Linked DNA regions of Homo sapiens: region 2 is linked to region 1. A link is a loop called in an ENCODE intact Hi-C map of the cell type or tissue named here. Cell type or tissue: tibial artery. All regions are shown on one strand. Links, peaks and the distances in the headings refer to the core of each region. The heading gives the core; the rest is flanking DNA. Region 1 overlaps CMTM5 (CKLF like MARVEL transmembrane domain containing 5). Region 2 overlaps RNF212B (ring finger protein 212B).

What was found. Peaks named below come from ENCODE experiments on the same cell type or tissue, not always from the same donor. Only the 100,000 strongest peaks of a DNase experiment are listed, where the experiment ranks them.
Region 2: a loop joins it to region 1, with 4 times the contacts of the local background. A loop is called at or near these places in 72 of 110 quality-filtered maps.

The regions. Positions count from the first base shown.
Region 1 is chr14:23,378,005-23,385,178 of GRCh38, reverse strand. CMTM5 (CKLF like MARVEL transmembrane domain containing 5) reads right to left here. Exons shown (of 6, transcript NM_001288746.2): 2 at 6,678-6,830; 3 at 6,310-6,510; 4 at 6,056-6,148; 5 at 5,796-5,880; 6 at 5,407-5,705. The coding sequence ends at 5,692. It overlaps MYH6 (myosin heavy chain 6), which reads left to right. Exons shown (of 39, transcript NM_002471.4): 35 at 138-263; 36 at 462-737; 37 at 1,859-1,954; 38 at 2,617-2,751; 39 at 3,116-3,192. The coding sequence ends at 3,139. Among named protein-coding and RNA genes, the nearest start is that of CMTM5, 4.5 kb to the right of the region's middle. RefSeq lists an enhancer at 5,115-5,184. In tibial artery, for the core only: a CTCF peak has its summit at 5,061 (motif pointing right); no DNase peak of the experiment used is centred there; H3K27me3 peaks cover 2,270 bases.
Region 2 is chr14:23,253,704-23,269,987 of GRCh38, reverse strand. RNF212B (ring finger protein 212B) reads right to left here. Exons shown (of 15, transcript NM_001282322.3): 5 at 11,324-11,439; 6 at 10,044-10,104; 7 at 9,301-9,329; 8 at 7,277-7,323; 9 at 7,018-7,060; 10 at 5,754-5,814; 11 at 5,317-5,365; 12 at 1,025-1,064; 13 at 28-125. It also overlaps the pseudogene RNU6-1046P and the pseudogene HMGN2P1. Among named protein-coding and RNA genes, the nearest start is that of RNF212B, 24 kb to the right of the region's middle. In tibial artery, for the core only: CTCF peaks have their summits at 4,507 and 4,711 (motif pointing left); no DNase peak of the experiment used is centred there; H3K27me3 peaks cover 716 bases.

The DNA of each region.
Region 1 (7,174 bases), core at 2,175-7,174:
AAACGATCAATAGTCTAAAAGTGGGCTTGTTGTTTTAAAAAAAAAATGACCACCTTTAATTCTTTCTGGAGAAAGGGTATGAAATCAGGTAACAAAGTGTAGTATATATTTGATCATTTTTCTCTCTCCATGTCTAGAACACCAGCCTCATCAACCAGAAGAAGAAGATGGAGTCGGATCTGACCCAGCTCCAGTCGGAAGTGGAGGAGGCAGTGCAGGAGTGCAGAAACGCCGAGGAGAAGGCCAAGAAGGCCATCACGGATGTAAGTGACCGCCCACCTTCCGCCTCCCCTAAAGACAGAAACAAGGCCTTGGGTCCAGGCCAGGCCACTGTGCTGTAACACCAAGCCAACTCTGCAGTTCTGTGGATTTGAGGGCCTGATGGGAGAAAGGAGATCCTTGGGGGGCAAAAGGCCCCGGCCCCTGGCCCATGTTCCTTGCCACCTCTCTCCTGCACACAGGCCGCCATGATGGCAGAGGAGCTGAAGAAGGAGCAGGACACCAGCGCCCACCTGGAGCGCATGAAGAAGAACATGGAGCAGACCATTAAGGACCTGCAGCACCGGCTGGACGAGGCCGAGCAGATCGCCCTCAAGGGAGGCAAGAAGCAGCTGCAGAAGCTGGAAGCGCGGGTGCGGGAGCTGGAGGGTGAGCTGGAGGCCGAGCAGAAGCGCAACGCAGAGTCGGTGAAGGGCATGAGGAAGAGCGAGCGGCGCATCAAGGAGCTCACCTACCAGGTGCGGCGGACGCCAGACACCAGGAGTAGATGTGGAAGTTTCTTCTCTGGCCCCACTGCCCCGCCCTCACAGGGCTCCTCTCACCTCCTCCTTGAGATGCTGTTGGTAGATTTAACGTTCTTCTCACGCTCTGCAGTCAGTTTGACTTGAGTCTATGAGTTTTTCCAGCAAATGAAGAATCTACTTCTACTTCCTGAAAACTCTTCTAACTAGTCTTTCCCCAGGTTTCTTTCTTTCTTTTTTTTTTTTTTTAATAACTCTAAGTGCTACCATGAAGACTTCAGAACAGTTCAAAGAATCCTTCCACCTTCGACTGTGGGGATAAGAGTCAGGGGAGGGGAAAAGACCCGGAAATCTTCCATAGAACTTCTGGCACACAAAGAGAAGGCCACAGAGAAAGAGGACCCTAGAATGCTCTAAAACCTCCACTTGCATAGCTGAGAGCTGTGCCCTTGGCCCGTTATTTTCAGTGTACCTGGGAAGAAAAGGCCAAGGAGACGAGGGTGTCAGTCCATTTGATAGATGGATACCAGAGGCACAAGAAAGAGGTTACAGATACAGAACCACAGAGTGATTTGTGGACAGAAGTAGAAATGGCATCCTGGCACATACAATGATAAAGAGATAGGAATGATCGAGTGACGTTGGAGCCAGTGATCCCGATGCCTGAATTCTGGCCCAGTACAATATATTAGAATGTAGAATAATCTGGATTATGATAATACCCCCTTCTTTCTGCATTCTTTTTCTGGTCAAGAACTACTGGCCAAGAGAACCTATGTAAGTCCAGGTTGGAGCTTTATCCACCATACTGGAGCTGGAACAGACCTGGTGCTTTTATATTACCACATTAGGGAATTCCATTAGGTTCTGAGCCCCTCCCCCTACTTCTAGCTTTATGACTTCAGCCTTCATTGCTCTGTGGATCCCTGACTGACAACCTTGCATTGCCCCTTTGACCTACGATAGAGTCAGAGAATCTTCCCCACCACCTCTTTGACCTGGATCATTGCAGGGAGGGGCAGCAAAGGCAAGGGGAGAAGAGTAAAATGATGGAGGAGGGAAAGGTGATTGCATTTGCTCCCCCTCCAAACCAGCTTCTCCCACCCTCCCACCCCCAGACAGAGGAAGACAAAAAGAACCTGCTGCGGCTACAGGACCTGGTGGACAAGCTGCAACTGAAGGTCAAGGCCTACAAGCGCCAGGCCGAGGAGGCGGTGAGTTCAGAGCTTTCTTCCCTTTCTCATCAACACACCTACTATTTGTGAGAACCAATGAATATCTCCTACAGAGGGGCCTGGACAAAGAGTTTGCTATAAACTTTAACTCTCAAACATTTGTTTGACACATCTGGTATGCTCAGAGCTGTCAGGTGTTCTGAATTAACAAAGGCACCACCTACAAGCTGCTTACAATTCAGATACCATAACCCAACAGAAGGCAGTGTAGATGCTAGTGCAGGACGTGGGGCAGCCGAAGCTGAAGGCAGGAAGGTGGCGGTGGAATTGGGCCTAGAAGGGGACCCAGCTAGCCACAGGGCAGTGGGGAAGACATCTGGGTGGATGTGAGTTGCTGATTAGCATGCCTGCACAGGAAGCTGGGGTCCGGGACAGGTGCAGCAAAACAGGATTCTGAAGGGGCCCAGATCGGGCAGCATGGGATTTGTCTGGGGCAGTGGATGGCCGTGAAGGACTCTGAGTGCTGGACATGTTTGAGAAGAGTGCAAGGCAGTTGCAGGATACCCTTGGGAAGGCTGTTGCAGGAATATGCATGAGGTATGGGTGCCTCAGGGACAGGGAGCTGGAACCTCAGGTTGAGAGGCTGAGAATCCCATAGCCCATCTCCAGCTCATTCACCCATCCCCACTGTCCCACCACAGGAGGAGCAAGCCAACACCAACCTGTCCAAGTTCCGCAAGGTGCAGCATGAGCTGGATGAGGCAGAGGAGCGGGCGGACATCGCTGAGTCCCAGGTCAACAAGCTTCGAGCCAAGAGCCGTGACATTGGTGCCAAGGTGGGTCCCTCCCCTGGGCTTCACTAGTCACTTCCACATTAGCATGCCCCCTGATATGGGTGCCCTTCAGAGTGGGCACTGCTTGCCCTATATGTAGGCAGTTCTGAGGGTCCCATAGCTTACATAACCTGAGAATCCACTCTCCTGCTCAAAACAGCCCCCCACTGACTGGAACTTCTGCAGAGATCCCCAGTTCCATCCCCCTAAACCACAAGTGCCTCTAACGTGGGACCACAGGATCCCTGGGGCCCTGCCTCTCCCTCCAAGGGCATCTCCCTTAGGCCTCTGAAAGCCCCAGGGATTTGTCCCCACACACTTCTCCCTCTTGCCAGCTGCCCCCTCACACCTCTTATTCTTTTTGCAGCAAAAAATGCACGATGAGGAGTGACACTGCCTCGGGAACCTCACTCTTGCCAACCTGTAATAAATATGAGTGCCAAACTCTGCCTGAGCCCATCTGTCCTTCCTGCCAGCTGTCCATCCTGGATCAGGGCAGTAGGGGGCCTGAGAGGAGGGAGGCCCCCAGCCCCTGTATCAGAGCTGCCAGAGCCAAGGCATCCCATATCCACAAGGAAGGAGACCGAGGTGCAGAGGAGTGAGGTGTTCTGCCTGACGTGGACAGCTGTGAGTCCCAGTTCTGCTCAGTCAACCACACAAGGGTGGAGAGGGAGAAATTTCAAAAGTGAAGAAAACAATGGCATCAAAATGGTGAGCCAGTCCAAGATGCTACGAGATAGAATTTTGGTGCCGAAGTTGAAGCCACTCTCCACCTACCCCACCCCTGAGGCTGCAATGATTAAAGGTGTCCTAGGACACCCATTCTTTCTGAAATGAATTTTCCACCAATGCCAGAAAAGGCTCAGAGCTGGCTGAGAATTAAGGTATGGGAAAGGAGATGGGAGAGATTCCATTCTAGTCAGCCCCTAGGAAGTAACTCCCAGGGAGCCCCCTCCCTGTCTTCCCCAGGGGTCTCCCCCTGCCTCCTATGATTCAGCACCTCACCGTGAGGGCATCTTGAGACTCTGGGGCCAATCAACACTGAGCCCAAACCAATATGCCATGAGGACCAAGCCTGGGCATTGCTCATTTCATGTTGGTTCTCACACAGACACAGATGGCACAGGTGCCTGTACAGGGAAACACTGTGGTCACATTTCTGCTCTCTCTAAGCTCCTACTGGGGACAGTCTGGCCTGGATCACACAGCTGCTTGTGGGACAGGCCCGGTCCTGACCCCGTTCTGCACAAAGCAAATCCCCACTCCCCACTGGGCTTTGCAGCCAGGCTCTGCTGACCGCCTCCTTAACCGTTCACCTGGCACCCCATCTCCCTGACTCCCCAAGTGGAGCCTCTTCTATCCCTCCTCTGAGACCATGAGAATGGACTGTGCATAAAGCCCTGAGAAATGTGAGCAGTGACCAGAGAAACACAAAATCCTGTTGGTTCTAGCCCAGGAGAGGCTGCCAGTTCTGATGGTGAGCCAGGACACAAGGATAGGAGAACAGGAAGCAGGAGGCAGGAAAAAGACCAAGAGAGAGGAGTGGCTGCCACCAAGGAAGCAGAGCGCTCTGACCAGAGTTCAAGATCCAGGGTTCGGGCAGGACTTGGGAGCTGGGGCCTGCAGCTGGAAGGAGCGCTCCAGAAGAAGGATTGTATCTCAGGGCGGGAACACACACACATCAGCGACAGGAGATAGCACGTCAGCTGGGATGGAGCTGCTGAGCCAGGCCATGCTGGGCTCCTCGGGCTGGGCAGGAACGTCTGGCTGCACATCTGTCTGTCTCGGCCCAGCAGGGCTGACTCCCGGGCTGTGGCAGTGTCTGCTCCAAACTCCCCTGAGCCTTCCCATAGCATTCACTGTGGGGAGCTCTTGACCAGCTTGTCTCTTTCCCAGCCTGTGAGTGCTAAAGGGCAGGCCCCCCGTCACCTCTGAGGCCCTGGCACCCAGCACAGTGTGCATGGGAGATGCTCAGGAAATGTGTGCTGAGGAGCTGGCAAGCTGGGAGGGTGGACCCGCAGTGGAGGGAAGAGTTGGCCATTCTTTTCTGAGCTACAAGGAGGCTCAGTACAGTATCCAGAACACTCGCTTAGGTGTCAGAAGAGCTGCGTTCTGGCCCTAGCTCTGTCACAAATGAGTTCACCTCCCCTGGCTGGGCCTGTTTTCTCTTATGTGAAATGAGGGCATTGGACCAGCTGATAATCAACGGCTCTCCCAGCATTCGCATTTTGGGAAATCTCTCCCTCCTCTGATACCTCAGGCTGCCCTCTCCCTGCGTCCTGTGGGCCAAGTCTTCCCCACACCACAAGGGGGAGCTCTGCACACGCCCCAGGCGAGCGCCTGGCCTCCAGCCCACTAACCTGCGGGAACAGGTGTGGTGGTGCATGCATGCTCCCATGAGGAAGGCTGTGCCTTCTCAGACACAGAACTCCAGATGCCCAGCCACCAGGCACACCACAAAGTGGCCGTGCACACAGAGGTGTAGCGTAGAAGTTTTGTGTTGGAGGATGTCTTCAGCTTCTTCTGGCTAGCCCCCACATCCTCACTGCTCAGACCCAGTCCCAGAGACAGACCACGACCTGCTCTGGCAACATTCCCATGAATACTCCTTGACATTCCTGACCTGCCTAATTTCTGGGGAAGAAAGAGACTCACCAGTAGAATTTGAATATTTTAATTTGGGAATGACTTAGAGGTCCAGATTCCTCCCCTCCACCCCCCCTCCCCCAATAAGTTCCCCTCCTCTGGCCAGAGCTTCATGAGAAGCCACATCCTGGAGCACCAGGCTCCACAGATAAGTCCCCAGTGACGTCTCAGGCCAGACTGCTGTGTAGGGCTGGGGTGGGGTTTGGCGGGCTGGGGGCTAGTGAATCCCAAGGAGACGTGTCTGGGCTCCACTGTCCTCTCTGGCTGGCTGGGCCTAGGAGCCAGGTAGCCCCAGAGTCACTGCTGGTCCCCTGTGAGGATAGAGCCAGGTAGGGACCCACATCAGGATGGGTAGCTAGGGTGGGGAGGGCATCTCCTCTCCACAGAGCACAGGCACTCACCCTGGCTGGCCCCGGGTGCCATCTCAGTCCGGTAGATCTTGAAGGCATCATAGGCAAAGATGGAAACCAGGATGATGCCAAAAACCTGTGGGAGTGGGAGTGGGGATGGCAAAACAGAGGCTATAGGGCCATTGGGTTAAGGTATAGGGTGAGGTGCAAGCCAGAACCCCAAGTCCTGGCTGTGGCTTCTGATACAGAAAGTGTGCAAGCACCAGCCTGAGCTCTTGAGGGGCTAAGGAGTCCTGCAGGGCTGAACTCACAAAAGCAGCAATGGCAGCTCCGTCCCGGGAGGTCACAGCTGCAAAGGAGACCACCAGGAAGATGATGATGGCACTGACACAGCGCAGGAAGTCCTGGGGGCCAGGGGTGCAGGGTTAACAGGACCTCAGAAGGCAGGGGGCGTTACCCTGAAGTTTTCCAGGCTAGCCAGCAGCCCGACCCTGAGGGATTCTGAACCCCTCCATAGGATACCCCTCACACAATATGAAGCACATTCAAGAGACAGAGCGCTCACACTGCTACCCAGGGAGTGGAAGCAGATGAACCAGAGCAACCAGGACCAGAAGCCAGGCGCTGGGGCTGGAACCCAGGGGACAGCGGCTGGAGTATGCCAGCCCGGGGGGGTCAAGCCAGGCCAGGGCTGGGGCTGGACCTTTGCTGAGTGGGAGAGTAGATCTAGCGGATGTGGTCCTCCTGATTGCCCGTGGCCCTGCAGCTGTGAAATCAGTGTGAGTCAAAGCACACCTTTGAGTGCAGGGCATAGCATGGGACAAAGCCCAGCTGTGGTGTGGAAATGGAAAGAAGCTCGGGGAGGAAAGGAAAATGCATCATTTAGAGGAGAGGGAAGGGCCCCAAACTGGGCTAGGGGTCAGGGTTCCTCACCAGACAGGGCCAGTTAATTCGGTCGAAGCGCTGGTAGTACTGGGTGGCATAGAGGAAGAGGAAGGCAAGTGTGATGAAGAACTCCAGTAGCGCCGCGGCCATGTAGGCAGAGATGGAGGCCGTGAAGCAGATGAAGATGATGAGGGTCAGGGCCTGCAGGACCGAGCATGTGGAACATGCCAAGAAGGGGACACAGGCAGGGGCCAGGGCTTTGCCTTCCCCTCCTTGGAAGCTCCCCTAGGCTGGCACCTACTACCTGTCCTTGGAGGGGAGGAAGGACTCTGGCACATCTCCCTATCCCCTGGTGTCAGGAGCCACCGTTGCAGGGCATTTGCCGGTCAAGGGCAGTCTCCGGCCTCCCACTCTGCTCACCCAGCAACCCCAGCAGTCTGGCCAAGCCATATGGCTCCCAGGAGCACTATCCCACAGTAATTCATAGGTACAGTGTGAATGCCAGCCCCTGGAGTTGTGCCCACAGAGACCCGACTCCACAGGGA
Region 2 (16,284 bases), core at 2,350-7,349, 120 kb after region 1:
TTCCTTTGGAAATGTTATTTAACTTACCAAAATTGTTGGGGGTGAGGACTCTTGTGTGGCCTGAATGCCCATTTGGGGATGGTCTGAAAGAAAAAATCCCCTGTCCAGAGGAGGCAGATGAAGTTCTAAGGAAAGCAAATAAAAGCATCAGCAGAGAAAAGGACAGGTAAAGGTAAAAATAAAAAGCATATGTAATGGAAGAGCCTATACAGCTAGGCCAGAGAGGAAAAAATTCCCTGCTTGCAACTGATGATAATTTTTTCTTTTTTTTTTTTTGAGACAGGGTCTCACTCTGTTGCCCAGGTTGGAGTGCAGTAGTATGATCATGGCTCACTGCAGCCTTGACTTCCTAAACTCAAGTGATCCTCCTGTCTTAGTCTCCCAAGTAGCTGGGACCACAAGCATACACCCACCAAGCCCGGGTAATTAGGTCTCACTTTGTTGCTCAGCCTGGTCTCCAACACCTGGGCTTAAGCAATCCTCCCACCTTAGCCTCCCGAAGTGCTAGGATTACAGGTGGGAGCCACTACCGGGCCAAAATACAGTAATTTGGATGTATATTAAACACAGTGCTATCCAGCTTTCTTTTTTGCTTATAAGGCACATTGTAAACTTCGGTGGTACAAGCCAGTGGAGAAGTAATCCCAGGACTGCTGGCAGAGTTTTGTTTTTTTGTTTGTTTTTTGAGACGGAGTCTCACTCTGTCACCCAGGCTGGAGGGCAGTGACACCATGTCAGCTCACTGCAACCTCCGCCTCCTGGATTCAGCAATTCTCCTGCCTCAACCTCCCGAGTAGCTGGGATTACAGGCACGTGACACCGCTCCCGGCTAATTTTTTATTTTTAGTAGAGACAGGGTTTCGCCATGTTGGCCATACTGGTCTCAAACTCCTGACCTCAAGTGATCCACCCTCCTCGGCCTCCCAAAGTGCTGGGATTACAGGCGTGAGCCACCGCACCCAGCCTGCTGGCAGAGTTTAAGTATGAACACATCCCAAGAAAAAGGAAGCATAGTGTTACTGACCTATAAGATAGGCTATGAGTTGAAGCCGGTGAAGGGGTTTCTGGAAAGCATAAAAATAAGCCTGTGAGATAATCCATGAACTGGAGAAGAGATTCAGGTATACTTGGGGCCAGGGCAAAGGAAATGGAGATAAAAGATTTTTAGTATATGGGTTAGGGTTGGGGGCTAATGCCAAGTGAAAAAGCTCACAAATCACATAGCAGTATCTCTTATAGGTGCTTTCCTCTCCCTTTCATGAGTCTGTGGGCTGAGATCCCTCACTGCCTTCATGTGCTCTCATGTATCTGTGCCTTGGTTTCCCCTCTAAGATGGAAATCACCAGAAAGAATGGGTAAAGACAAAAATTAGCTAGGAGTGACATCAACAAAAATTAGCTAGGAGTGACATCAACAAAAATGGCAGAGCAAAGACCTCCAAAAATTTCCTCCTCCATAAAAGCAATGAGAAAATTGGCATAATGGTCAGAATCAACTTTTTCAGAAATCTGAAAATTAACAAAGGGCTTGTAGTAATCTGGAGAATGTTTATTCAAGAAAAATAGCAAAATGTTAGTAAAAACAGCAAGGTTTGTGGCATTTTAACTTGCTCTATTGCCATTTCTCCTTCTCCACCTCCATGATAGCCTTGAAAACCAACAGGGCATGCTCATGATGAAACCCAACAGTCTGGCAGTCACTAGAGGGGATGGAACAGGGTTGGAGCTTTTTGAAGGATTCATTCCCAGAGAACTGTCATTATTTGACCTGTCTAGTGGTTCCCTGGAAGACCCCACTTTCAAGGTTGTCTTAATTTGACAGCACCAGGACTTGGAGCTCAAGTTCACCAGGACTTGGAGCTCAGAGCTTACCAAGTGCAGAAAAACCTTTCTCCAGTCTGATGAAAACAATTAGAAGCACTTGTTTGGCTGCCTAAGGAGATAAATATCAGCTGGGACAAACAAAAGGCTAACCAAAAAGCATGACATATAGAAAACAAATAACAAAATGCAGAAGTCAGTCCTTCCTTATCTGTAATTACATTAAATGTAAATGAATTAAAAGGCAGAAACTGGCAGAACAGATGAAAGAAAAAACAAGTCCAACTATGCACAGTCTACAAGATACTCACTTTGGATTCAAAGATGCATATAGGTTGAAAGGAGAAGGATGAAAAAATATATTCCATGCAAAAAACAAGGAACAAAAGAGTGGCTATACTAATATCAGACAAAATAGACTTTAAGACAAAATTGTTGGGCCAGGCACAGTGGCTCATGCCTGTAATCCTCAGCACTTTGGGAGGCCGAGGCAGGCAGATCACTTGAGGCCAGGAGTTCGAGACCAGCCTAGCCAACATGGTGAAACCTTGTCTCTACTAAAAATACAAAAATTAGCTAGGCGTGGTGGCACATGCCTATAATCCCAGCTACTAAAGAGGCTGAGGCACAAAAATCACTTGAAGCCAGGAGGAGGAGGTTGCAGTGAGCCAAGATTTTGCCACTGCACTCTAGCCAAGACGAGAGTGAGACTCTGTCCCAAAAAAAAAAAAATTGTTACAAGAGACAAAGGCATTAAATAATGATAAAGGGGTCCATTTATCAAGAAGAGAAACATTTATATGTGCATCTAACAATAGAGTCCTAAAATACATGAAGCAAAAACTGATAGAATTGAAGAGAAAATAAGACAATTTGACAATAATAGGGACTGGGCATGGTTGCTCATGCCTATAATCCCAGCACTTTGGGAGCTGAGGCAGGAGGATTGCTTGAGCCCAGGAGTTCGAGACCAGCCAGGGCAGAACAGGGAGACCTCGTCTCTACAAAGACATGAAAATTGAAATAAAAAAACTAGCCAGGCGTGGTGGTGCATGCCTTTTGTTCTAGCTACTCAGGAGGCTGAAGTGGGACTATCGCTTAAGCCTGGAAGGTGGAGGCTGCAGTGAGCCACAATTGTGCCACTACACTCCAGCATCAACAACAGCACGAGACTCTGTCTCAAAAAAACAAGAAAACAAAAAACCAAAAACCACAATAATAGTTGGTGACTTTAATACCCCACTTTCAATAACAGACAGAACAACTGGACAGAAGATCAGCAAGGAAAGGAAACAGAAGCATACTAATTGAACAACACGATATACTAGCTAAACCTAGCAGACTCTATAGAATACACCACCCAAAAAGAGTAGAATATACATTCTTTCCACATACACATGGAGCATTCTCCAGGATAGACCACATGTTAGGTCATAAATTTAAAAGGATTTAAATCAGGCCGGGTGTGGTGGCTCACGCCTGTAATCTCAGCACTTTGGGAGGATGAGGCAGGCAGATCACCTGAGGTCAGGAGTTTGAGACCAGCCTCAACATGGAGAAACCCCGTGTCTACTAAAAATACAAAATTAGCCGGGTGTGGTGGTGGTGCATGCCTGTAATCCCAGCTACTCGGGAGGCTGAGGCAGGAGAATTGCTTGAACCTGGGAGGCGGAGGTTGCGGTGAGCCGAGATTGCACCACTGCACTCCAGCCTGGGCAACAAGAAAGAAACACCATCTCAAAAAAAAAAAAAAAAAAAAAAAACATTTAAAAGGATTTAAATCACTGAAAGTCAAAATCAATAACAGTAGGAAATTTGGGAACTTCACACATATGTAGATATTGAACAACACATTGATAAACAACCAATGGGTCCAAAAAACAAAAATCACAAAGGACATTAGAAAATACTTTGGAATGGGATCAGCATGGGTATAATCCCAGCACTTTGGGAGGCTGAGGCGGGCAGATCACCTGAGGTAAGGAGTTGGAGACCAGCCTGGCCAACATGGTGAAACCCCGTCGCTACTAAAAATACAAAAATTTGCCAAGCATGGTGGCACGTGCCTGTAGTCCCAGCTACTTGGGAGGCTGAACCTGGGAGGCGAAGGTGGCAGTGAGCTGAGATGGCACCACTGCACTCCAGTCTGGGCAACAGAGTGAGACCCCATCTCAAAAAAAAACACAAATGAACAAACAACCTTTGGAATGAATGTAAACAAAACACAGCATGCCAAATGTTATAGGATGCAGTAAAAGCAGTGCTACAGTGAAATTTATGACTGGAAACATCAATAGTAAAAAAGATCTCAAATCAATAATCGAAACTTCCACCTTAGGAAACTAGAAAAAGAACTAAATCCAAAATAATGAGAAGGAAGGAAATAGACTAAACCAGAAGTAAATGAAACAGATAATAGAAGAAGTAATACAGACTCTCAACAAAACGAATTCTTTGAAATGATTGACAAAGAAAGAGGAAAAGACTCAAATTACTAAAATTAAGAATGAAAAAGAGAACACTGTTGTTACCAACCTGACAGAAATAAATTGGCTAGAACATCTATGTTTTTCAAAGGAGTGGGAGATTTCAAATGTGGGAGATTTAGAGGGAGACTATTTGGAGAATTAAAAAAAGAGATTTGGGAATTTCAAATTCTTTCTTGTGAAAGTCTTCTCTGATAGGTATTCTCTAGGTACTGGCTAATGCCCTTGAAAATGGTAACAACAGTAATAATTTTAAGGGGCTTTAGGTAAGAAATTAAGTAAGCAGACCCAAAATATTCCTTCACTGGAATATTTTTATGTTTAAAACACAGCAAAGAAGCCAGATACCCTTCAGGCCAACAATCAGCATCCTGTGAACCTTCTTTTTACACTTAGCTTGTAATGCCATCTTGTGGCAATTCAAAAAAATCCAAGTCAATTTTACTGAAAAGTTATCCTCCATCTCCTGACCAGAGGTTTTCAATGACTTTCTATCACTCAAATCTTTATTTTCCCCTTATTAGTTGGAAGACAAAAATATCATTATTTGAAAAACTTGTAGGCCGGGCACAGTGGCTCACGCCTGTAATCCCAACACTTTGGGAGGCCGAGGAAGGCGGATCACCTGAGGTCAGGAGTTCGAGATCAGCCTGGGCAACACGATGAAACCCCGTCTCTACTAAAAATACAGAATTAGCCAGGCGTGGTGGCACATGCCTGTAATCCTAGCTACTCGGGAGGCTGAGGCAGGAGAATCGCTTGAACATGGGAGGCGGAGGATGTGGTGAGCCGAGATCATGCCATTGCACTCCAGCCTGGGCAACAAGAGTAAATCTCCATCTCACCAAAAAAAAAAAAAAAAACCTTGTAATATATGTATGGATACATGGAATCACTGTCAGGAAAAAAAAACAAGTGAAATGGCATTATATTATGCATAGAAAACCAGAAATCCGCAGATCTTCGCATAGAGTAAGTTGATTTCTGACACCCTTTTCCCCCCACCTCACCATTATAAGAGTCTCTGGGAGTTCTCCTTCCCTGCAGACCTCTGCCTCCCTGATAGACAAATAATAAGCATCAATTAATAAATATATCTCAGTTATCTGGCTTCCCTATTCCCTATTTATCTATAGCTACACATTCAAGCATATATTGTTCTACTGCAGTGGGCATACTAGTCAAAGAAAGATCCATACTTTACTCCTTCCAAAATGAACACCATGGACACTGTTGATTGAGTCCTTAAACACTTTCACTATTTCCACCCCTATTTATTCTCTGTCAGTTTCTAATATCAGGTCTCCATTGCCAAAAGAAAATAGGGTCCAGTATGACATCAGATAATTTATGCCAAAACCAATATAAATTTAAGTTCTTGATAAACCTTTGCTTTCATTTAGCATTAGAAACTTCAATCTGGAAAGATAAGGTGAACATTACTTACTTGTCCCAAGCTACCAAAGCCAGCCTCTCTATAAGGAATAGATTCCGCTGAGGAGGACCGACTGTATAAGGTGAAACAAAAAGAAAAAAAAGGCAAAAAACCTAGTTTTACTTTTTATTGTTGTTGTTTTTTTGTTTTGGTTTTTTTCAGACAGAGTCTCACTCTGTTGCCCAGGCTAGAGCACAATGGCACAAGCTTAGCTCACTGCAGCCTCCGCATCCTGGGTTCAAGTGATTCTCATGCCTCAGCCTCCCAAGTAGCTAGGACTACAGGCGTGCACCACCATGCCCAGCTAAGTTTTGTATTTTTAGTAGAGACAGGGTTTCACCATGTTGGCCACACTGGTCTCGAACTCCTGACCTCAAATGATCCACTCGCCTCAGCCTCCCAAAGTGCTGGGATTACAGGCATAAGCTACTGTACCCAGCCTCAGAAAACCTAGCTTTATATGTTGTTAGCACACAGAACACTCGTTTTTTTTGGGGGAAGGGGCACATGTCACTAATAGAAAGTCTCCGAAGCTGGATTGATGGGAGGAAAACACCTTTCCCTTCTAGTTTTGAGAGACTTCCTCTTGGCTCCCAAGAGGAGGGATTCCCTGACTTTGACACACATGGCCACCTTGGCACAAAAGCCTTGTGGTATGAAAAAACAAATTCGTTTTTATGTCCTCTTCTCCTTTTCCATCTTTCAGCATAAACTTAACTCCCTTAAGCCGAGACATCTGTTAGGACCTGACCCCCAGTCATTGATTACCAGTTTGTCTGGCAATCTGGACTTTCCAGTGATGCCACTGAGATGGCACCTGTCAAAAGAGCAGTGGTTCCATTTCTAGATTGTGGATCTTCAGATAAATTCTGCCATTTTCATTTCATTCCCTGAAAGTCAGGGTTGGCTTGTGAAAAGTTGTTAAACAATATGCTAAATGTGAAATGTCAACCCTCACTCTCAACTTTCCCTGTTCGGAGCATGAGATGAAGACTTCATTGGGTTTTATAGTGGCTTTCTGATTTTTGGTAATCCATTGAAGAAGGGAGTTTGAGAGTTGTTGTATACTGTTAATGATTGTCTGCCCATGTCCTGCCTGAATGGACAGTATCTTTAATAAAGCTGGATACAGTTTGGCTTAGGGAAAAAAAAAAACCCTAGCTTTAAACTTCTACATAGACCTAAAATTTCATCAGTCCCAATCTGAGCTACAACTAGATATTTCTTCTATCTTCCAACTTTTGCCAACAGTTTTAATGTTGCTGTGTAGGTTTACCTGACCACTTGACTGCTATGCTGGAAACTGGGTCGTGGGGTAACTGAAAGAGAATAAAGTACAGAATAAAAAGTTGCCATCAATGGTATGCCTGCCTTGCCTGGCCAATTTGTTGTACATGGTTATCTGGTTATATAATGTTTTCATATTACACATAAAGTTAGGAAGATCACATTATTGTCTCTGAGAGGAAACCATCTTCTACATAAGGAAAGGATATTCATCTCACACAGATATTTAGGGGAAAAATGTTCTCCACCTGACTGTGATGGGGAAGTAATGCCCACTGGTCGAGGTGTGATTGACCTGCAAGGGAAAAAAAAAGAGGCGGCTCTAATCTCTCTAGGCAGAGGTCAAGTGCCACTTTAGAGGATCAATCAGATCATTGTTTATAGAATAATAGCTTCCTCTCTGAGGACAAATTGCTTACTCTCATGTATTATAGGTAGCATCCTAAAATATGGAAGCAAAGTTTCCATATAAAACCCATTGCTCTCCAACTCCCTAAGTGGAGCTTTCTCCACCTCTGTGTTGCCCATAATAGAAGTTTTAAAGTACACCTTTCTTCTCTCCTCAGTGCCTTACCAAGTACTCTCAACCATACATCTGTCCATCCATTCATACATCCCTCCATCCTCTCATCCACCTTAAGAAACTAGAAAAATAACTAAACCCAAAGTAACCAGAAAGAAGGATGCCATCCAACAAGCATATATTTGGGTCTATATTTCCTAGATCCTGAGATTACAAAGATAACTAGAATAACTGAGAGGCTTACAGGCTAGTGGGAGAGATGAAAAAAAAAATCAGAACAGTGTTTAAGTGTTGTAATGGGCTTATCAGAAGTATAGAAGGACAAAAGAACATTAGACTGTAACTTCTATGAATGTAGGGGCAGTGTCTCTTTAATCCATAATGCAGGACTGATATTAAAAAATATATATGTGTGTGTGTGTATATATAGAGAGAGTTTTGTTTTGTTTTCTGTTTTTTTGTTTGTTTTGAGACAGAGTCCCACTCTGTCACCCAGGCTGGAGTGCAGTGGGGTGATCTCGGCTCACTACTGCCAGCTCTGCCTCCTGGGTTCCCGCCATTCTCCTGCCTCAGCCTCCCGAGCAGCTGGGACTACAGGTGTCCTCCACCACGCCCGGCTAATTTTGTTTTTGTATTTTTAGTAGAGATGGGGTTTCACCATGTTAGCCAGAACGGTCTCAATCTCCTGACCCCATGATCCGCCCACCTTGGCCTCCCAAAGTGCTGTGATTACGGGTGTGAGCCACCACACCCAGCCGATACTAAAAATATATTTAAGAGTTGGTAGAGCATAGATATCACTAATTAGAAAGGACCGGTGGTATATATCCAGCCTGTAACATGGTACCTGATAAACAGTAGGCACTTAATATTGAATGAATGAACAGACCATCTAACTCCACCTAATGCAGTCTTCACAGAGGAAATGACTGAGTTCAATTTTGAAGGATGAGTAGTGTAAAAAGTAAGGTGGAGGTTCCTCTTTAAAGACTTTCCTCTTCATCTAATTAGGAATAAATAGTAACTTCTCTTAAAAGCAAAATTTATTTAAAGACCTGTACTAACATTCTTAAATATCTGCTAGCCGTAATAAAGAAATCAATGTACTTTATGTTCTTAGCTCCCACAATTTAGCCTAAATATTTGCCCTGGCATGCTTAGATTGGTCCAAACAAGCATTAGGTTATAGTCTGTTCCTCTTCCTTATTTGAAGGTGTTTTTACCTTTCTCAGCATTCCACAAGTTACTTCCTCCTTCCTTTGTTCTCCTCTACCTTTGCCCCTTTTCATAAGTTCTAAGTTGCTAGCCAATCGGAACAAATACAGAATGTGAGGTCTGGTTCCAGCCAATGGAAACCGGACACAGCAGTAAGGTAGACGCGTCAGGTTATGAACGACCCTGTCTCCTTTGTTCAGTGTACTCTCGTGGCAAAACTGCCGGCGAGTGTACCCTTTCTGCAGGAAGTAAAAATGACCTTGCTGAGTAAATTAAATTTATGTTCAAATGCTATTTCTTTATGGCACCAGGGAACAAGCATTTCAAACACTAGGATTTCATAAGATGACAATCCAGGGTGAGCATTACAATTAAGATTTTACTTCGGCACTTTCAGTAACTAACTCTTCCTCGGAGAAGTGAAAGCTAAATTCATTAACCATTTTCTCTCTCTCAGAGTTCACACAGCCAGGAGTCAAGAAAGAACAGGAATTTTCAGGGGGCTGGGCTAGTATGGGAGCTGATAAAACTGACCTGCTTCCTTGGTACCGACTTGGAGATTCCTATAGGTGAAAAAACCAGGAGTGAAGAAAGCTGCAACTGAGGATCCTAATCAACAGATCTTCAGTCTTACTTGCGAGATAACTAAGCTCAGTGCCCCTTAGTCATGGTTGCTAAGACTCCCAGTAGGAGGAAAAGTAGCAGCAGTATTTCCTTAGGATATTATTAGCTTTGAGGGGATAAAAGTTTAGTTCTTCATAAGAGTGCATACGGAATCCCATAGACTAACATATGTGGGGAAATACGGAGTCTCTGGTGAGAGAAAGGAAAATGACACACTACAATGTGCTAGAATAATTACAGGAGTAGGATCAATAGGAAAATTATATAAATACACAGAACATTCTTAGGAAGAAAAACTATTTAGGAAGTAGAGTGTGATGCAGAGGAAGGGTCCTGAGGTATCTTTGAGTTTCTTGAAGAGAAATGTTTAAGTTGCAACAGCTGTCTCTTCTATAAGAGAGCTTTCCAACTGGTAGGTCATGACTCACTGATGTTCAGGAATGGGTTACAAGTGTGCTATATATTGATCCTTTCAGTCCCCCAAGGTCTGCTGAGACCTCATCCATTTACTATAGTGTGCTTGTTATACAAATATCAATTTCTGTGTGTGCCATGATGAGAAAAAGATTAGGAAACACTATTCTATACAGTCAGCTAGATAGATGAGAAAAGTAAGAGAGAAAATAATAATAAGGAAAATCTATTTCATTCACCTTTAGAATGGCTAGAAATTTCTTCAGTTCTCCATTCTCCTTCCTTAAGACTGACAATTCTCTAGGCAAAAGATGGAAACAATCAGCTCCAGCAAATCAGGGATTAAAAACCTGATTTTTTATTATTATAACTATTAACATCTAGTTAATACTTACTGAGAAATGCTTGCAGCTATACAAGCTATTTCTATCAGGGATTTGATGATTCAAGGAGACTAATGGCAGGGTTTTGATAATGAGAACAATTAGGTGGACAAAATAAGCAATTACTTGGTATGATTTCAGGGGAATTTGCAAAGAATTCCATTTCCTCTCTCCACCCACACACACACCCCTGGCCTGCTGATGTCTAAAAATTTTTATCAAGGACTCCATCTTGTGATTGCTTTGGCAGCACATACACTAAAATTGGAACAATACAGAGGAGATTAACATAGCCCCCAAAGAAAGTTAACATGTAAATGCTTGAAGCATTCCATAAAAAAAAAAAACAAAAAAAACTTTAAAAGAAGAAAAAAAAAGGATTCCAGACCAGCCTGGGCAATATGCAGAGACTCCTCTCTACAAAAAAAAAAAAAAAATACAAAAATTAGCCAGGCATAGTGGTGTGCACTTGTAGTCCCAGCTACTTGGGAGGCTGAGGTGGGAGGATTGCTTGAGCCCAGGAGATTGAGGCTACAATGAGTGTTATCAGTGTGAATCAGCTATATCTGATTTCCCAAGGAAGCAGATGTTTTTTTTTGTTTTTGTTTTTGAGACAGTGTCTCACTTTTTCACCCACGCTGGAGTGTCGTGGTGTGATCATAGCTCACTGTAACTCAGACTCCTGGGCTCAAACGATCTTCTGGCCTCAGCCTCCCAAGTAGCTGGGACTACAGGTGTGAACCACCATGTCTGGCTAATTTTTGTTTAAAATTTTTTTTTTTTTAGAAACAGAGTCTCGCTGTGTTGCCCAGGCTGATCTTCTCCTGGCCTCAAGTGATCTTCTGCTTCGGTCACCCAAAGTGCTGGGATTACAGGTGTGAGCCACTGCACCTGGTCTGGGAAGCAGTTTTTGATACCGAGAAATAGAAGAGGAAAACTATAAAGTGAGGAGGGCCTCTGGAGGGAAGAAAGAGAAAAAATGGAGATTCAGGGGATCAAAAATTCTGTACCTGATTTTCCCAAACAAACAAATACATATGGAGCAATTTCCAGGCTTTGCAAACACAATAAGGACTGTCACTTCTTAGAAAAAAAAAAAAAAAAAAAGCTCTCTTGGGACTTGATTTGTTACTTACTTGTCCTGGCTCACCAGTGCTTGCTGTGCCTCCTGCATGGCTGTTTCTAACTTTGTAATTCTATGCTTATAAAAGGCGATGAGGAGATCTGTTTGTTTCTTCTGGAAACTCCACACCTACTAGGGAAAAACAAGCCTTTGACATACTCTCCCATAACTCCTTTCCCTTCACTTCTGGCAAGAAAGGGAAGCCATCAAATCACACTTTATTATACTGCTCATTTTCTTCTAGAACATCTGGCCTAATTCACAACTTCCCAGAACTAGAGAGCTCAGCACTCATTTCCAGGACACTAGCCTTCTACTGTCTTTTTTTTTTTTTTTTTTGAGACAGAGTTTCGCTATTGTTGCCCAGGCTAGAGTGCAATAGTGCGATCTCGGCTCACCGTAACCTCTGCCTCCTGGGTTCAAGCTATTCTCCTGCCTCAGCCTCCCGAATAGCTGGGTTTACAGGCATGTGCTACCACGCCCAGCTAATTTTGTATTTTTAGTAGAGACGGGGTTTCTACATGTTGGTCAGGCTAGTCTTGAACTTCCGACCTCAGGTGATCTACCCACCTCAGCCTCCCAAAGTGTTGGGATTACAGGCGTGAGCCACCGCACCCGGCCCCTTTTACTATCTTAATGAGAATATTCTACCATAGTAGAATGACCCTTTAAATATATAATTTTTCATCCCGTGCAAGAAGAGAGATTTTTTTTAAAACTGTTTTTCAAGCTTAGAATTGGTTCTAACTTGTCAACTATTAGTTTGGATCAGCCTCCACATTCATAGCTATTACACAGCCTTGGTGACCAATTTATTTTCCCTAAAGACACCTACAGAGTCACCTGCAGGCTGCTTATGCTGCTATAGGAAAGGGTGGAGAGGCACAGAAGGAGATTACCTATGCTTGAATTTTTTTTCTGGGCATGCACACGTAATTTTTTATTTTGCCTCACTTTACCATTTGCTATACTAATGTGTCTATCATGGGATTGCTGAATCGGATCAAAAGTTAATATTTAGAAAGTGTTTTAGCTTTGTCAGGCTCTACTTTTGAGTACACAGCAGTATTTACGTCTCATCTGCTTCCTCCCTGTTCAGACTATAAACCCTCTTTTGTCTAGGGTCCTTTCCTAGATCTTGGTACTCTTCTCATAAACTTTTTGTTCTCACTTAATTTTCAAATTGCTCTTGCCACCTTACTAAAGAATTGTACTTAAGAGTTTCCTTTCTACTTGAAAGTAAACTAAACTAGTTTTAGATAGATAAGAATTTACTCTAGTCTATTTTTTTAAACCCTCATTTTTAATAAAACTAAAATGTTTATTTTAAGCTGTGAAAAGAAAATGTTTACTTTAAGCCAGGCATGGTGATCATGCCTATAATCTCAGAGACTCAGGAAGCCAAGGCTGAGGCAGGAGGATTGCTTGAGGCCAGGAATTTGAGACCAGCCTAAGCAACATAGCAAGACCCTGTCTCTATGAAAAATAATTTTGATTTATTTTATTTTATTTTTTTTGTGTGTGTGTGACTGAGTCTCGCTCTGTCGCCCAGGCTGGAGTGCAATGGCACGATCTCAGCTCACTGCAACCTCCGCCACCCACGTTCAAGCGATTCTCCTGCCTCAGCCTCCTGAGTAGCTGGGATTACAGGCGTCCGCCACCACGCCTGGCTAATATTTGTATTTTTAATAGAGACAGGGTTTCACCATGTTGGTCAGACTGGTCTCGAACTCCTGACCTCGTGATCCACCTGCCTCAGCCTCCCAAAGTGCTGGGATTACAGGTGTGAGCCACCATGCCCGGCCAAAAAATAATTTAAAAAATTTAGCCAGGCGTGATAATACATTCCTGTAATCTCAACTACCTGAAAGGCTGAAGTGGGTGGATTGCTTGAACCCAGGAGTTTGAGGCTGCAGGGACCCATGATCGTGCCTCTGCACTGCAGTCTGGGCAACAGAGCAACAGCCCAACTTAAAAAAATTATTTTAGAAAATTTGAATAGAGGAGGCCAGGCGTGGTGGCTCATGCTTGTAATCCTAGCACTTTGGGAGACCAAGGTGGGCAGATCACTTGAGGTCAGGAGTTCGAGACCAGCCTGGCCAATATGGCAAAACCCCGTCTCTATTAAAAATGCAAAAATTAGCCAGGCATGGTGGCGTGCACCTGTAATTCCAGCTAATGGAGAGGCTGAGGCAGGAGAATCACTTGAACCCAGAAGGTGGAGGTTGCGGTGAGCCAAGATTGCACCACTGCACTCCAGCCTGAGCAACAGAGTGAGACTCCATCTCAAAAAAAAAAAAATTAAACAGTGGAGAAGCAGAATAAAAGTCACTCTGAATCCTGGGAATTACCTAAAATGGCAGGGGGGTAGGAGTGAGGAGCAACAGAGATAAAGCTATATAATAGACAGCCAAATCACAATGTTAGTATCCCAAATATCCTAATCCTACCCTTGGGATTAGTGGGATTAGTCAGGAGTAAAATTATGTCAAAATCAGGCTAGCATCAAGATAAGCCAAATCCTACCCTAGATTAGTTAGCCCTCCCTTTGACATTACCAAGGGTCGTAAGTGCATAAACAGACCCCACTGTGGAACTCCAGGGAGCCAGACTGGACTATGGGAGGGTCTTTTGCCAGGCCTAAGCAAACCTACTTTGTCTACTTGTCCCAAAAAACTGATCATTCCAAGAAGAAGAAAGACCAGTCCAGAAAACAACCAGCAAGGAGTATTAAAGAAGCAGTGATTTTGCCTGATGCCAGGGTACAAATGTTTAGCCTATATCAAACACATTCACTGAAGAAGATTCTAAAATCTAACTCAGTAATGTACCTCAGTACAGTACTTTAAAAAATTACCAATAGTTAGCAATCTTTCAAATCCCTCAGCCTCATGAAGAGGTTGGTCTCTTTCGTTTTTCCAAAGAAGATTAACTTTTGTTTGCTTGCTTGCTTTTTTAAAAATTAAAAAAATTTTTTTAGAAATGATATCTTGCTATATTGCCCAGACTGGTCTTGAACTCCTGGTCCCAAACAATCCTCCTGCCTTGGCCTCCCAATAACTTACTTTTTCTTAAAGGTGTGATTATTTTGTTAATACAGTAACACAGAGCTGATAATAATAAAAGTAGTTCTATTGATGATAACACTTAACATTGTCTGGATAATGCAAGTGTTAAATATTGTTTGTTTTATTGGAACATTGATACCAACATTTTATTGGTATGAAACTATCTACTTCTATACCCTGATTCCTTTCCTTTATCTCCATACTAGGACCAGGTAAGGATATCATGGTCTTCATGCTCTGGATTCCTACCATTTTACTATTGATAACATGTCAAAATACAAAATTACAACAAATTTAGTTTAAAGATATTAACTGGCTTTGATTTGCAGTCCTAGACTTGAGGAACACATTATTCTAAAACACAGAATGAGTGTTCTGATTAACTGAGAAGACAAGTTGGCTTTTTAGGCAGAAAAGGGCTGAAGAAAGCAGAAACAGAGAACAAAAAGTGCATAGGTTGGTTCAAAGTTACTTTCCTTGTAAAGGGTAAAGCAGAGGGGACTTCTTTATTATGCCAGCTAAAATTGGCCTGTTTGGAGATTTAGCTATTACCTCTCTCTCTCCTGATTTCTTGGAAGATCAGATGAACTGTCAGCATGAGTAATTCCATTTTGGTTTGGTCTGTTGGACCTAGTACAGAAACTCAATCCAAACCAACAGCCTTGTATAAACTTTATTTTATATATGAAACATAATTTTTATTTTATATGCTTGAGAGAGCATATTAAAACTTCAGTTCTGAATTAGGTCCAACAAAAGGTTGGAAAGAGTAAAGGAGAAATAACTGAAAAATACTGAGAGAGGCACAGTAATGGAAGCAAAGGGGGAGCTTAGTAGGTTTACTATGATAAGACAAGACGTTTTGGTCCAATGTGGGTTATTGTAAACAAAACATTCTTGTTTGTTTATAAAACTAGGCCAGGTGCAGTGGCTCATGCCTGTAATCTTGGCACTTTGGGAAGCCAAGGTGGGCAGATATCTTGAACTCAGGAGTTTGAGAACAGCCTGGGCAACGTGGCAAAATGCTATCTCTACCAAAAGCACACACATACAAAAAAGTAATATATGCTTTGGAAATGAATATTAGTTTGATTATCATTTTTGTACTAAAGAATGACCTTCCCAGTTCTTATTTTTATTTATTTTTATTTTGATAGAGATGGGGTCCTGCTATGTTGCCCAAGCTGGTCTCAAATTTCTGGCCTCATGTCATCCTCCAAGTGCTGGGATTATAGGAGTGAGCCACCATGCCCAGTTTTAGTTTTAGTTTTTGTTTTTGTTTTTGTTTTTTTGTTTTGTTTTGTTTTGTTTTGTTTTGTTTTTGAGATAAAGAGTATTGCTCTGTCACCCAGGCTGGAGTGCAGGGGTTTGTTCACAGTTCACTGCAGGCTCAACCTCCTGGACTCAAGTGATCCTCCCACTTCAGCCTCCCGAGTAGCTGGGACAACAGGTGCATGCCACCATACCCCTCTAATTTTTTAATTTTTTTCTTCTTAAGAGAAAGGGTCTTACTATGTTGCCCAGGCTGATCTCAAACTCCTGGGATCTAGCCGTTCTCCCACTTCGGCCTCCCAAAGTGTTGGGATTACAGGAATGAGCCACTGTGCCTAGCCTTAGTTCTTATTTTTAAATGTCAGCATTTGTATTTAGTTGAAGATTTATTTTTGCACGCAATTTAATTTTTGAACATCTGTAAATAAGTCACTAAGTTTTAGAAATTCACTTTAAAGATATTGGTAAATTCACGATCTCTTTGACATTCAAAACCTATTAGTTTGCCTTATCTATCTTTTGTGAAACTCCCTCATTCCATAATATCTACAAGCAAGTCTTAGTATTTTTGAACTATATATCTGGATAATCATTTGCTTGATAAAAGGACATTTCTCTTTAGAAGTACTCCAAC